Regions from separate parts of the Homo sapiens genome. Here region 2 is linked to region 1. The links are chromatin loops, found by intact Hi-C in ENCODE. Cell type or tissue: heart left ventricle. All regions are shown on one strand.

Region 1 (8,000 bases):
TCATGTTGGAAGGCCAAGGGGAGCCAACGTGCAGAGATCACATGGTAAGAGGGAGAGGAGGAGGTACCAGGCTCTTTTCAACAATCAGTTCTGTGGCTGAATGTGATGGCTCACACCTGTAATCCCAGCACTTTGGGAGGCCAATGCGGGAGGATGGCTTGAGGTCAGGAATTGGAGACCAGCCTGGGCAATATAGTGAGACCTTGTCTATACAAAAAAAAATTTTAATTAAAAAAAAAAACAATTGGCCAGGTATGGTGGCCCATGCCTGTAGTCCCAGCTACTTGGGAGGCTGAGGTGGGAGTGTCACTTGAGCCTAGCAGGTCAAGGCTGCAGTGAGTCACAGTTGTGCCACCGTACTCCAGCCTGCGTGACAGAGTGAGACCCTGTCTCAAAAAAAAAAAAACCCAAATCAGTTCTCTTGGGAACTAAGAGTAAGAACTCACTTCCACCCGAATGGCACCAAGCTATTTATAAGGGATCTGCCCGCGTGATCCAAACACCTCCCATGAAGCCCCACCTCCAACATTGGGGAGCAGGTGTCAACATGAGACCTGGCAGGACCAAACAGACCATATCCAAACCATAGCAAAAGTATAGGGAAATCATAAGGAAATATAATTGCTTCTTACAGCTTTTTTGTAATTTAGGTTTTGTTTGTTTGGTTTATTGGTTTTGTTTTTTTTTTTAATAGGCTCTCACTGTGTCACCCACGCTGGTGTGCAGTGGTGCAGTCATAGCTCACTGCAGCCTTGAACTTCTGAGCCCAAGTGATCCTTCCGCCTCAGCTTCCCAAGTAGCAGGGACTACACGATTATGTACCACCACGCCAAACTCATTTTTAAATTTTTTGTAGAGATGAGATCTCACTGTGTTGCCGAGGCTGGGCTTGAACTCCTGGCTTCAGGTGATGCTCTTGCCCCAGCCTCCCAAAGTGCTGATGTGAGCCATCGCACCTGGCAGCAATTTAGTTTTAAATGTTGTATCAACAATAAAAAGAACATTTTAAATGGTCATCTCTCAAAGAAGAAATGTGTCTTCAACTCTTTTTTTTCTTTTTTTTTTTTCTTTGAGACGGAGTCTTTCTCTGTCACCTAAGTGGCGTACGGTGGCGCGATCTTGGCTCACTTCAACCTCCGCCTCCCGGGTTCAAGCGATCCTTCCACCTCAGCCTCCTGAGAAGCTGGGGTTACAGGCATCCACCACCACACCTGCTAATTTTTGTATTTTTTTTTAGTAGAGACGGGGTTTCACCATGTTGGCCGGGCTGATCTCAATCTCTTGACCTCAAATGATCCACCCACCTTGGCCTCCCAAAGTCTTGGCATTACAGATGTGAGCCACCACACCCGGCCAGTCTTCAACTCTTGTCTAATTCCTATAAGGAGAACTTACTTTTCTCAATATAAACATTTTCTCTCCTTTAAATGTAAATGGATTTTGGATGTTAGTATTTCATGCAAAGCAGAATGGGAACGAGCAAATGTTGATCCCTTACTGAAATGCGACTCAGTTTGCTATATGTATTTTATTTTATTTTTCTCCCCGAGTCCTTTTATTCCAAAGAAATATTAATTGCTGTCCTTGCCTAAATTTCTTCCTGATCTTTGTTTCTATCTCATTTTGGATTGTCATATGGTTTTCTTGGTGGCTTTACTTTGGGTGAGGAAACATGTTTAAATGTCATAGGTTGACTGAGGCTGTGGGTTTATTCTGGAGAGATTCTGTATAGTCACGTGTTAACCCTCTTTTCATGGTGTTTCAGCTGCACTTAGTGCATTGGAACGCAGTCAAATTTGAAAACTTTGAGGATGCAGCACTGGAAGAAAATGGTTTGGCTGTGATAGGAGTATTTTTAAAGGTAAAAAATCTCACCAACTTTAAATGACGTGTTGTATTCTAGGATGAAAAGATAGAACAGTATAATATTGTTATTTACTTTAAGAATATTGGGATCCCTACACTGGTAAGATAAATAGTGATTGTTAAGGATATATTTTAAATGGCATGAAACCGTGCCATCCAATAGAGTGGTCACAAGCCACACGTGACAGTTGGGCACTTGAAATGTGGCTGGTGTAACTTAGGAAATGAAGATTTAATTTACTTCTAATTCACTTAAATTTCAATTAAAAAACTGATATTCAATTCAGTTATTGAAAAACTTTTGGGTTGGGCGTGGTGGCTCACGCCTGTAATCCCAGCCCTTTGGGAGGCCGAGGCAGGCAGATCACTTAAGGCCAGGAGTTCGAAGCCAGCCTGGCCAACATGGCGAAACCCTGTCTCTACTAAAAATACAAAAATTGGCCGGGCGTGAAGGCAGGCGCCTGTAATCCCAGCTTCTTGGGAAGCTGAGGCACAAGAATTGCTTGAGCCCACGAGGCAGAGGTTGTAGTAAGCCAGGATCGTGCCACTGCACTCCAGCCTGGGCGACAGAACGAGACTGTCTCAAAAAAAAAAAAAAAAAAAAAAGAAAAACTTTTAAGAATGTTTGGAACCATTTGGATATGTATATATATGTTTTCAAGTATAAATTTTTTGAAATCTAAATATAGATCAAGTATTTTTGATGAAAAAGGTAGCATCCAAATTGAGATGTGCTGAAGTGTAAAATACACAACAGATTTTTAAAACTTAGTATGGAAAAAATATAAACCATCTCATTAATAACTTTTCGTATTGATTACATTTTGAAGTGATAATATATTGAATATATTTGGTAAAATAAAATATTAAAAAGGATTTCATCTATTTTTACTTTTTAAATGTGGTCACTAGAAAATTAATTACCTCTGTGGCTTGTATCATACTTCTGTTTTTAAGCATTGGTATAAAAGGATAAAGGCGAATAAATAAATAATAGTTAAAATGTAAGATTAATGTATTTTAGGCCAGGTGCGATGGCTCACACCTGTTGTCCCAGCACTTTGGGGAGGCCGAGGCGGGCGGATTACTTGAGTCCACGAGTTCGAGACCAGCCTGGCCAACATGGTGAAACCCCGTCTCTACTGAAAATATAAAAATTAGCTGGGTGTGGTGGCGGGCACCTGTAGCCCCAGCTACTCGGGAGGCTGAGGCAAGAGGATCACTTGAACCCGGGAGGCAGGAGCTGCAGTGAGCTGAGATCGCGCCACTGCACTCCAGCCTGGGTGACAGAGTGAGACTCTGTCTCAAAAAATTTAAAAAAAAAGAATACATTTTAAACGGAAGAATGTATTTTAAGCAGAATAGAAAGATAAAGGCAAATAACTAGGAAATCTTGAAGGGAACTAATATTCATGAGTGCTAAGTGACTCCATATTTGCCAAGTGCTTAGTTTATCTTTCTAAGAATTCGGCAATATTATTGTCTCCATTTTTCAGATGAAGAAAGTGAAGCTCAGCGAGGTTAAGTGCTTTCTTGCTAGGTCACACAGCTAGCTAACGGAGGACTGGGGTTAAAAATCCATAGGCCACACTCTCATGGGGCCCCTGAGCTCTTGCAGGTTCAGCAGCTACAGGCTTCCTGCATGCTTCCAACTTTAGTCTGCACTAGAGGCTGAGCGTTTTAAGGGTACCTGGGATTTGTTTTAGTCGGGTACAGTAAGACATGCAGACATGGGAATGACTGTCATGAAGGAAGAAGTTGATCCTGTTTCCAGATCCCTAGAAGCTGGAGGCATGGCACACTGTGCAGAGCCACATGAGGAAGCACCAGGGTTGGTCAAGAGGCAGAGAATGTGAGGGGAAAATGCGGGCAAGAGCTTTTATTGTGGTTTCAGTGGGAAGGAACAGGCGAGGCAGGGTAAGCAGGCTTGGGATTGGCTAGTTTGAATAATTTCAGAGTGTTCTGGGGCCTAGGGGGCTGTCCCCACTTGGCTGATACCTGACCGTGGAGTGATTGGTGCAGGAGAACAGTGGCCCCAGTCTAAGAGCCTGATAAAGGAGATGGTGGGGCTGTAAGCTCTGGATTGCATATGAAAGGTGCTCTTGCAGTTGTCTGTTCTCTCTGGGAATTAGCCAGCCTTGGGAGGGACAGTGCTTGTGGTGTCAACAAGTCCCCAGATATCAAAGCATTAAATACAAAAGCTATTAATAGAAAACGTGCTTTATGTACTGAGTCTCCTGGAACATGCCCTTGAGGACTTAGGGGCCTGCGCCGAAAGCCTGGCCTTCATGTGCTGTAACCTGTTTGAAGAGCTTCAGCCTCCAGGGTCCCTGTGGGCCAAGGCTTAGGAAGGCCCGGGGAGGTGAGTGGAGCAGGAGCACCTTTCCCTGTGGACTGCAGGCACAACGTCAGACAGCCTGCTCATGTGTTCTGTGTCCAGTTTAGTTCGGTGATGTTTATAACATTCTAAATTGCCAGTTTAAGTGGTTTCAGACTGTGATTTGCTTTTAGGTAATCACCAGATGGTCATTTTTAATTCATATTTCATTCCAATTCTACAGTGAGATGTCCGTTGTTTTTAATGTTTTCTCATTTGTTGTTCTTTAGCTAGGCAAACATCATAAAGAGCTATAGAAATTGGTGGATTCCATGCCATCAACTAAGTGTGGGGTAGTATTTTTCCTAAATTGCCTGAAATATATTTTGTGTTTCAATCTCAAGAGTGGAGACATTACCAAGGCACTTTGAATTGGGAAGTTTAAGTAGGTGAACTGTATTCCAGTTCTCTTTCAACACTGCCTTAGAAGGAGACCTGTAATTTATGAATGACCCTGGCCCTGGGTCACATTGCAGGGGACAGAAGTGATCATGTGGGTGGGCCAGTGAGCTTTCTGGTTTTGCTGCAGTGCCGCTGAGGACTTGGGGACTCAGGAACATATTGCTGTCCCCTCCTCTGTTCCTGACACCGGCTCCTTCTAAGTCCTTGTGAACACACCCAGAGCAGCCTTCTGTTCTGTAGCTGCCATCCCACAGGCAGGGAGCAGAGCGCAGTTCTACAGAAACTTGCCTTGTCCAGCTGGAAAGAACAATGACCCACATCCTTCAGGTTGGATGCCTTTGTCCAGCCCCCCAAGATTATTTCTTCTATATTCAGAATCTCAAAGGGCTGTGCTCTGGAGGCCCATATATTGTCTCCTTCTCCCTTTCATCCCCCACTGTATCCTTCTGGTCCCCACCTCTTTCCCCCTGCTTTCCTCTCCATTTCCCTCTTTTTTCCTCTCTCCCCTTTTAGTCCAGGTTTCTGGCTCCTCCTGATCTGCATTTCATTTTTTGTTTGTTTCTATCAACTTTTATTTTAGATACAGGGGGTACCATGTGCAAGTTTGTTACATAAGTATGTTGCATGATGGTGAGGTTTGGGGTACAGATTCCATCACTCAGGTAATGAGCACAGTACCAAATGGGTAGTTTTTTAACCCTCTCCCCCCTCCAGTAACCCCCAGTGTCTATTGTTCCCATCTTTATATCTGTGTGCTCAATGTTTAGTTCTCTCAAGAACATGCAGCATTTGGTTTTCTGTTCCTGCATTAATTCGCTTAGGATGATGGCTTCCAGCTGCATCCATGTTGCTGCAAAGGACATTATTTCATTTTTTATGGCTGTGTAGTATTCCATAGTGTATATATTACATTTTCTTTATCCAGTCCGCCGCTGATGGGCACCTAGGTTGATTCTGTGTCTTTGCTATTGTGAATAGTGTGACAGTGAACATATGAGTGCATGTGTCTTTTTGGCAAAATGATTTATTTTCCTTTGGGTTTATATCCAGTAATGGTATTGCTGCATTAAATGGTAGCTCTGTTTTTAGTTATTTGAGAAATCTACAAACTACTTTCCATAGTGGCTGAACTAATTTACATTCCCACCAACAGTGTATATGCATTCCCTTTTTGCCACAGCCTCACCAACATCTGTTGTTTTTTGACTTTTTAATAATAGCCATTCTGACTGTTTTAAGATGGTATCTCGTTGCGGTTTTGATTTGTACTTTTCTGATGATTACTGATGATGAGCATTTTTCATGTTTGTTGGCTACTTGTATGTCCTGAGAAATGTCTGTTCATGTCCTTTGTCCCTTTTTTAATGGGGTTGTTTTTCTGCATTGCATTTTAAAAGGAAAATTCTCAGTCTCCCTTGAAGAAGTGAAGCCTCCTTCTTTATGCACTGGCCACTGTCTAATACCTCCCAGCAATACTCAGAGGAGACTACCTGCTGGAACCTCACTAGAATTGAGAGATCAAATGGTTTTGGCTGTTTTCCCACTGGAGAATATAAAAAATACACAGTTAATTTTAGAAACAAAGGCTGGGCATGATTCCATCCTAAGCAGCAATTCTTCAGGTAGCTGCCCAGAAGGGCCTGGAGCTCCTCTGGACCACTGCTGATCTCCAGATACTCCCTGAGAACCGTCACCTCGGCGTCCAATTCCTGAGTGGTTTTCACTACTAAATAATGACTCAGTGACCCAGTCTCTTGGCCAGGACGCTGTTATGGAATTTGGGTCGTTTGGCACTTCCTGCCTGGTGCCCACCTGTCTAGATTACTGGACCCAAGTAGGTCCAGTATCTCCCTGGTCCAGCCCTGTCTTGAGTCCATCACCTTTATCATTAAGAAGCAGCCAGTAGAGGTTGATGATGATCAGGTACGTTCTCTCCACAATTTTCATCTAAGGAAATCCTCGTCTCCCCTTTTAAAACAAGGCTGGGCTCAGACTGTGGCATCAGTTTTAACATCTTGTAATGCTTATACATTTTTATTGAAGTGTACCAACGTCTTATCTCAGTTTGGACATGAATTTAGAGATATTTCAAATTAGCTAGAGAGAAGAGTTAAAACATAGAAGAACATAAGCTTTTTACATCTATATTTGACAGTGACATATGTTTTTATTATACATGCATTGTGTAGATTCTCTATGAAAATTAAGACCCTTTTAAATAAAAAAACGAAGGCTGGAAATGGGTGTATTCAAAACCCTTTAAAATCCTTAAGGGAGTTTTGCTATAGAATCTCAGGATAAAGACAGACTCCGACAATATTCATCCAGAAATTTTCATGTAAGTCAGTTGTTTGAAACTTGGGATTTATTTTTCTCTTAGAAACTAAGTCTAAGTGGTGGTTACTACATCAGCACACAAAATCCTGTTTAATTCATAAACTAAACTGTAATAATAACTGCGTTTACTTGTTCATATTGGATTTTTATTGACTAAAAGCTTCCAGCCTCTTTTTCATGCAGCCAGGATAACAGTGATACCAAAACCTATCAAAGATTAGACCATCCTACCCCCAAAATATAACAATAGGCCAATATCTCTAAAAAATATGTAACAACAGAAAAAAAAGCTAAATAAAATAGTAGAAATAGAATCTAGCAGTGCATTAGAAGAAATATATACTTTGTCCAGGTAGGGTTTATTCCAGTAATCCACAGATGGTTCAGTACTAAGAATGATATACTTACAATTAATGGATTTCATCCCATCAACAAATCTATATGATCATTTCCATGGATTTCCTAAAATACGTTAGACAAAACCCACCATCCCTTTAAAAATTTTTTTAATAAAACAGAAATGAAGAATTCCCTAACTGGATGAAGTAGATTTATCTCAGCTCAAAAATAAATAGTATGTTTAATGTGGAAAGGATATCATTAACTCCATGGTTATTAGCATACTAAATATTAAATTTAATTGAATTAACCTCTGGCAGGAGCCAATAAAGTTAGGCCAAAAAACATAAAGAACATTAGAGAAACACTAAAAACTCCTACAAAGATAATTCAGCAATTAGTGGAGTACCATGTCAATTTATAGAAATCAATTCCGTTGGCATATATAACTCACAGTTAGTTAAAAGACATAACAGAAGAAGGAAACCTACTTATAATAGAAACTAAAATAATGTTAATAAACAACATAAAATGTTAAGAAAGCTATAAAACATTTCTGAGGGACACAGAAGACTTGACTTTATAAAATTCATACCCTGTTTTTACATAGGAAGATATTATAAAGACACCTTTGATGTCAGTTCTCCTTAAGTTGATTCCATAAATTTAATATGGTTTT
Region 2 (8,000 bases), 750 kb after region 1:
ATTTTACCAAAAATATATACAAATAGCTAATAAGCAGATGAAAAGATACTCAACAACATTAGGCATTAGGAAAATGCAAGTCAAAACCAAAATAAAATAGCATTTCACAACCACTAGAATAGTTATAATTTAAAAGACAAACAGTAACAAGTATAGATGAGGATGTGAAGAAACTGGAAATCCTCATACATTGCTACCAAGATTGTAAAATAGTACACTTATTTTGGAAAACAGTCTTGTAGTTTCTCAAAATGTCAGAGAGTCACCATATGACCCAACAATTCCACTCCTAAGTATCTACCTAAGGGAAATGAATGAAGATGTATGTTTATAGAAGACATATGTCTCTACAAGACTTGTAGAAGCAATCAAAATGTTCATCGATAAATAAACTGTGGTATATTCATACAACACAGTACCATTCAGCAATAAAAAGGGACAAAGCACTGATACATGCTACAACTTGGATGAATCTCAGAAACATTATGCTAGTAAAAGAAGCCAAACACAAAAGACCACTGGATGTTAGGTCAGTGGCCTGGACCCAGCTCCACTAATCACTACCTGTGTTACATTGGCCAGCTACTACACCATTCTAAGATACAACTTCTGCTTCTGCAAAAGTCAGTTTAATAACAAGTGCCGTTTCAAACTTAAACAGCCTTGCACATCAAGAGAGGCAGCATATAAGAACAAGCCTTAAATGGCTTTTCTCAAAAATATAGAGAATAACAAGTGTTGGTGAGGATATAGAGAAAGAGGATGCCTTTACATTGTTGGTGGAAATGTAAATTAGTATAGCCATCATGGAAAATGGTATGGAGGTTCCTCAAAAAACTAAAACTAGAACTACCATATGATCCAGTAATCCCACTTCTGGGTATATTGCCAAAAGAATTGAAATCAATATGTCAAACGGATATCTGCACTCCCATGTTTATTGCAGCACTGTCCACAATAGCCAAGATATGGAATCAACCTAAGTATCCATCAACAGACGAATGGATAATTACAATGTGGTATATATACACAATGGAATATTATTCAGCCATGAAAAGAAGGAAATTCTGTCATTTGCAACAACATGGATGAACTTGGAGGACATTATGCTAAGTGAAATAAGCCAGTGCAGAAAAATAAATACCATGTGATCTCATTTATATGTGGAATCCTAAAAAGTTAAACTCACGGAAGTAGAAAGTAGAATGATGGTTACCAGGGACCAGTGGTAGAGGAAAAGAGAGAATGGGGAGCTGTTGGTCAAAGGGTACAAAATTTCAGATAGACAGAAGGACTAAGTTTTGAGATCTATTGCACAGCAGGGTGACTATAGTCAATAATAATGTATATTTCAAAGTAAGAGTAAATTTCAAATGTCACACAACAAAAAATGATAAGTGAGGTGATGGATATGTTAATTCATCTTGATTATCTTGATTTAATTATCCCATATTGTATACATACATCAAAACATCACATTATACCCTATAAATATGTACAATTATGATTTATTAAAAATAATATGAATAAAAATAAAATAAGAACATACTCCTTAGTTAGAAATGCTCCATGGGTCCAGAGTTGCTAATCATTGCCTTCCTTTCTGGTTTTCCTTTGCACTTTGCTCCAATGTTTAATTTAGTCCATTGGGATCTGCAAATTATATCCCAGATGCTATAGGACAAGGAACTACTTGATCTCTTTCAATCCAACTGGAGAAATGTACACTGAGCAAAGTCTATATAAAGGGCTTCACTCGGCTAAGCACTTGATACCTTTATTCCCTGAGTATCTTGAATGACCTTTCTCCAAAGCTGATCATAGTAGCTTGATTTAAAATAAAATGTGTTATTTCTAAAGTTGGCACAAAATCTAAGGGATGACATTTGTTCTCTTCTTTATAGTTTTCCTGTATTTTTTTCAGCTTTTCACAAAGAACATGTATTACTATTATATGTAGTGGAAGGTGTTATTCAAAAAGAAAACACTTTAATGCTGATTCCATTTTAGACCAAACATATATTGCTAGTACTTTCAAAACACTTACTAAATCATAGACCCTATCATAAGAAATGTGTACCTATTAATCCCCTCAACAACTCCATGAGGTAGGTTCTATCATTATCCCTTTTCGAGAAAATAGAGACACAAAGATTAAGGAACCTACACAGAGTCACACAGCTAGTAAGTGATGGAGCTGGGATTTAAGTTCAAGCGCTTTGGTTTTCAAGTTCATGCTTTTAACTAGTATTCCAGGAGTGAAAAACGAACGTGACTGCTATTACTGTCTCGTATGGCTCTAAGGGTCCAATTACACAAGCAGCCTGCCTTGGGAGCAAATTATTGGTCTCTTAGGCTGTGGAGTCCTGAAGGCAAGAACTATGTCTCATCCATCTGTGTTTTCATTAGCTTTTGCTGCGTAACAGTCCACCCTAAGCTTAGTGACCTAAAAACTACAGCCAACTACGTGACTCGCAATTCTGTGGGTTGGCAATTTGGGCTGGGCCTTTCTTTTGCTGGTCTTCTGCTATACTGAGTTAAGCCGTGCCAGTTGGCTGCTGGTCAACTAGGTGTCTCAGCTTCTGGAAGTTGGCTGGCTGTCAGCTGAGGTAATAGGAGCCCCTGGGGTCACGGATCTCTCATCATTCAGCAGGCTAGCTTGGGCTTCCTCACACGACAGCAGCGGCAGGGTCCCAAGAGCCTCAAGAGTGGATATGCCCCAGTGAGCAAGAGCTTTCAGGTCTCTGCTTGCATCACATTTGCTATTGACCCATTGGCCAAAGCAAATCAAATGGCTATGCCCAGAGTCAATGTGGGAGGGGACTGCCCAAAGGCATGGATACAGACAGGTAAATAATTTGTGGCCATTTATGCAATCTACCAATATCCCCATAATCAAACACAGAACCTTATAAATAGTAGACATGAAATAAATACTTATTGAACTGAATGCTATCTCCCCTTCATGAAAAATCGAGATAAGACCAATAATCTCTTTCCTCTCTACACTAAGTACACCACATCAAGGAGACAGAAGAGGCTGGCTGACCCCTCCTCACAGAGGGTTACCTCACCCTGGGTGATGGAGCCCATCACTTGACAGTCACCTCATAACCATGGTCTTCTCAGCTCCTGGGGTGAGGGGTGCGTTCTTACTGGTGGCTGCTTCCCTAATGCTCTTAGGATGGCAGGACTTGCTCTTCTCAGTGGTTCCATCAAGCTCCCAAGGGGAGTCCCTTGGCCCCCTGCTTCTGCCAAGTCCTGCAGTGACACCTTTATGAAGCAGCTCAAATTAGCAGCCCTGCTCGCCCTCTAGTGGTTTCTTAAGGCTGTACAGCCCTTTGAAGAAAAGTGTTCGAGGCCTTCTACAACTGTACCAGAATAAATAATTGCGGGTGCTTTGGATCAGTGGTTTTCAACAGGGCGTGATATTTTCCTGCAGTGGACATTTGGCAGTGTCTGGAGACATTTTTGGATGTCACAGCTTAGGGGTGGAGGCTGGCATCTAGTGGGTAGAGGCCGGGGATGCTGCCAAACATCCTACATTGCACAGGACACTCCCATAACACAAAATTGTCCAGTCCAAAATGTCAATAGTGCCACAGTTGAAAGATCTTGCCTTATATTCAGAGTGAGCCCTCATTTGTTTTAAGGATGCACCCACAGGCCCACCCAAGGTTGTTCCATGGATGGATCACCCACTCTGGGAAGAGTCAATCTGTAGGAAACAACCCTAAAGTCTCAATGTGAAACTTAAATCTCAGGAACAATTCCTGGGGCATCCCATGATTCTCCAGGTTGGACAGACAAACTAAGCGCTAAACAGGAGCTTGGTTACAGGCAAGAACATCTTACTGTCTCTTTCCATTATCTATGCTCAATCCCATTGATTCAGAGAGCAATTTTCTCAGGAAAGAAAAGTGCTTTAAAGTTTTTATTGTAAGCCAACTAATAGCCCTAGGAAATAAAAATGTCTTCCAGTGGAGAATTGCACCGTGGGACTTCTGTGTGAACCATCAGAAACCTTTGATAAAATTTATATTAGTTGTGTAAACTAAAAAAAAAATTCTAAGCCCCCCAACCATCTGAAAGGACCCCTTCTCTCAGCCAAGGACATTCCAAAGAACCTGAAAAACTAGTTCAGGCAATGATGGGATGCCGGGGCTGGCGGGGTTGGGGGGCAGTGGGGGGCATAGTTGGACATGCCTCCTTATACCCGCCTTGCTTTGGAATTCAGGCACAACTGACCAGCATTCACATTACAATAGACATCTTAAGACTTTGTAGCAATAAGACACCGAATTCCAGCCTGACTCTATTATAGCATCACTTGACAGATAGCAGGCCCTGAAAGAAATTGAAGTATTTTACCCTAAAATATATTTTTTGACATATTTTGAAATGGCCCTGCAATGCTGTCTCTTGTGGGGAAAATCTACATTCTGGAAAGAATCCCTTTACTTTTCCAGGTCTTCGTCCTGATCCAGGAGAGAATTAACTAATAGTCTGGCACCTTTTTAAGTCTAATAAGAAATATTTACAATCTATTTTCTCTGAAGCCTGCTACCTAAAGGCTTCATCTGCATAATAAGAACCTTGGTCTCCACAACCCCTTATCTTAGCCCAGACACTCCCTCCCATAGATTCCAGGCCTTTAGAAGAAGTCTTTCAACCAATTGCCAATTGGAAAATCTTTGAATTCACCTCTGACCTAGAAGCCCCCACTTCCAGTTGTCCCACCTTTCCAGACCAAACCAATGTACACCTTACATGTACTGATTGATATCTTATGTCTCCCTAAAATGTATAAAACCAAGCTGTGGCCCAACCACCTTGGGCACATGTTCTCAGGACCTCCTGAGGCTGTGTCATGAGTACGTCCTTAACCTTCTCAAAATAAACTTCTTTTTTTTTTTTGAGACGGAGTCTCGCTCTGTCTCCCAGGCTGCAGTGCAATGGCGCGATCTCAGCTCACTGCAACCTCTGCCTCCCAGGTTCAAGTGATTCCCCTGTTTCACCCTCCCTAGTAGCTGGGATTAAGGCGTGTGCCATCACACCCGGCTAATTTTTTGTATTTTAGTAGAGACGGGGTTTCACCATGTTGCCCAGGTTGGTCTCAAACTCCTGAGGTCAAGCAATCCACCCACCTCAGCCTCCCAAAGTGCTAGGATTACAGGCGTGAGCCACCGCACCCGGCCCTCAAAATAAACTTCTACATTGATTGAGACTTGTCTCAGTTCCTTTTTGGTTTACAGTTGCAAGGAATAAATGACAGGCATCCGGTTTTAACAAAATAACACTTGTTCCATGCAGGAAGAGAATTTCTTAATGTCAGAGAAAGAACACCAAGAGCCGAGGGAAGGAAAGCTACACAGACACTGATTGCTGTGGCAAGTCCATGTAAAAAGCAACAGGAAATGAAAGCTTTCACTCTAAGCTTTTAGCAATGTTAATTAGAGGAGAGTGGCTGACATTTCCCTAGAATGGAACATAAACTAAAATTTACCTAGGAATTTTACTTCTGAAATTTTCTCAGAAGAATTCAACAGTAAAGGTGCTTCTTATTAGCTCTGGACTTTATTCCTTATCTACTATTTTCTTATACTCCCTTATGCTAGTAGCTAGGAAAATCCTCCTCACTCATTACTTCAAGATCCTCATTCAAGAATGAGGCAGGGAGGACAAGCAGGAAATGAAGCGTTCGTGGCTCCTGCTGCTCTTTGCTTTCTCCTCTTCTTACCAGATCCTGAGGCTTCCAAACACCCTGCTCTCCCTCTCCTCTCTTCTTCCTCCTGTTTTCTTCACTTCACCCTTGCTGGACCCCAGAACCCCTGAATGGCAGAAACCCCAGGCATGGCGTGGAGATATGGTCAGCCTTGGGGTTAAAGGTACATCGCTCCCTCCACGCCCCCCAGGGTTTGCTGTGTGGCTCAGATAGGACTTGGGAAAAGGCCTTCCTGCTCTGATCATTCTCCCAATGCAAGGCCAGCTCTGGGATTTGGACCCATCCAAGGAAGAGCCAAGAGTCTGTCCCCAGCCTCTTGCCTTATGAACCCACCTCCTATGTTGGCCCTGTCCTCTAATATCCTCTACACTGGCTGCTACCTGTGACTGCCTAGACTTCTCCAAGGCTTTCCAGACCTTGCCCATAGTAAGCCATGGAGCAGCAGTCAAGTAGCACCCAGGCTCAGGCCTTAGGGGAAGAGTTTCTCAAGAAAAGTTCCCCATTGGGTTCCTGATTGGGATTCCATCACTACTGGTTATTATTCCAGAGGCATCTTACTTCAGAGAGACTTTAAGGAACAATGAGGCTGGGCTCTCTGTTTAGGTCAGGAGCCACCTCTGGCTGAACTTAATTTCCAGGATGTCACAATAAGGTCAGAATCCCTGTGTCAAGTGGTAGCTATGGAGTGGAAAGAACAAAGACAGCTTACAAGCTCAGACAAAATGGTGACCTGAATGTATATGGAAAACAACATGAGCTTTTGAGTTATAAAAAGCTCTCTATTGAGGGCTTATTCTGTACTAGATACTGCACTAGGCATTTTATAAACATTTTCTCACATGCTAGCTGTGTGACCTTGGGCAAGGTGGTTAACCTCTCTGTTTCTGTTTCCTTTGCCAGGTAGAAATACCTACCTTGAAGAGTTGTTTTGAGGATTAGTCAAAGCAACATACAGGAAGTTCCTGGCACATGGTAGGTATCTTAGCCCAGGCTGCCATAACAAAATACCACAGAATGGGTGACTTCAACAACAAAAATTTACTTTTCTCACAGTTCTGGAGGCTGGAAGTCTCAGATCAAGTTGCTGTTTGATTCAGTTCCTGGTAAGGGCTCTCTCCTTGGGTTGCAGACAGACAGCTGACAGATCTCTCTCTCTCTCTCTTCCCCTTCTTATAAGGGCATTAATTCCATCAAGAGGCCGGGCGCGGTGGCTCACACCTATAATCCCAGCACTTTGGGAGGCCAAGGCGGGCGGATCACAAGGTCAGAAGATTGAGACCATCCTGGCTAACACAGTGAAACCCCGTCTCTACTAAAAATACAAAAAATTAGCTGGGCGTGGTGGTGGGCACCTGTAGTCCCAGCTACTCCGGAGGCTGAGGCAGGAGAATGGTGTGAACCTGGGAGGCGGAGCTTGCAGCGAACTGAGATCGCGTCACCGCACTCCAGCCTGGGCGACAGAGCAAGACTCCGTCTTAAAAAAAAAAAAAAAAAAAAAAAAAAATTCCATCAAGAGGACCCCACCCTCATGATCTCATCTAACCCTAATTACCACCCAAAGGTGCCATCTCCAAATATCATCACTTTGGGAGTTAGGGCTTCAACATAAGAATTTCAGGGGCCACAAAATTCATTCCATAACAAAAGACAGTAAGCAAATGATAGCTAGTATTACTATTACAATTATTAATAATAAAATAGGTATAAACTACTCCTTGGCATTAGGAAAATAGCTACAACGCATGGCTTTGTCTAAATCAAAGAAAATATGGCTTGAGCACCCACTCAGCTGAATGGGTATTGGCAGAAACTAAAGCATCAATTTCTTGGTGCCTCCTCGAAGACTCTCAGTGCTGTAGCAGTGCTGAGCTATTTCTCCCTTCTGTGTCTTGAGACCTCTGATGAACAGTTCCCCCATCACTGATTGGGCACCATTGATCTGGTCAGCTGCTACAGCGCCTGCTAACCATGATGCTTTCCACCATCAACAGAGCATTCTCTGTGATCCTTCCACATCTAAAGTGCTACACTCCTGTGAGTGCCACTGTCTTCAATTGTGGAATTTCCATCCTGGTCCCTCTTCCTTATCCCCAGGATCCATAGCACCCAAGAATCAAGACTCTTCCCTCTTTAGACTTCCAAGCAGAAGTCTCCACCCACGCCCTTTCTTTGATAGTCCAACCCAGTTATGGGTTACCTTCAGGGCAGCCTTCCCACATCCCCAGTAAATTTGTCTTCTTCCACCCTGAGAAAGGTGAAAAGTATGTTTATTTCT

What was found. A loop is a pair of places that touch in the nucleus more often than their neighbours do. Peaks named below come from ENCODE experiments on the same cell type or tissue, not always from the same donor. Only the 100,000 strongest peaks of a DNase experiment are listed, where the experiment ranks them.
Region 2: a loop joins it to region 1, with 5 times the contacts of the local background. A loop is called at or near these places in 11 of 110 quality-filtered maps.

The regions. Positions count from the first base shown.
Region 1 is chrX:15,691,198-15,699,197 of GRCh38, forward strand. It overlaps CA5BP1-CA5B (CA5BP1-CA5B readthrough), which reads left to right. Exons shown (of 12, transcript NR_160544.1): 3 at 1,766-1,861. It also overlaps the pseudogene CA5BP1. Among named protein-coding and RNA genes, the nearest start is that of CA5BP1-CA5B, 20 kb to the left of the region's middle. RefSeq lists an enhancer at 3,749-4,291. In heart left ventricle, no CTCF peak of the experiment used is centred here; no DNase peak of the experiment used is centred here; H3K27ac peaks cover 1,895 bases.
Region 2 is chrX:16,442,059-16,450,058 of GRCh38, forward strand. All of the region lies in intron 1 of LOC124905249 (a long non-coding RNA gene), which reads right to left. Among named protein-coding and RNA genes, the nearest start is that of MIR548AM, 180 kb to the right of the region's middle. RefSeq lists enhancers at 3,219-3,418, 4,488-5,013, 5,014-5,539. In heart left ventricle, a CTCF peak has its summit at 3,310 (motif pointing left); no DNase peak of the experiment used is centred here.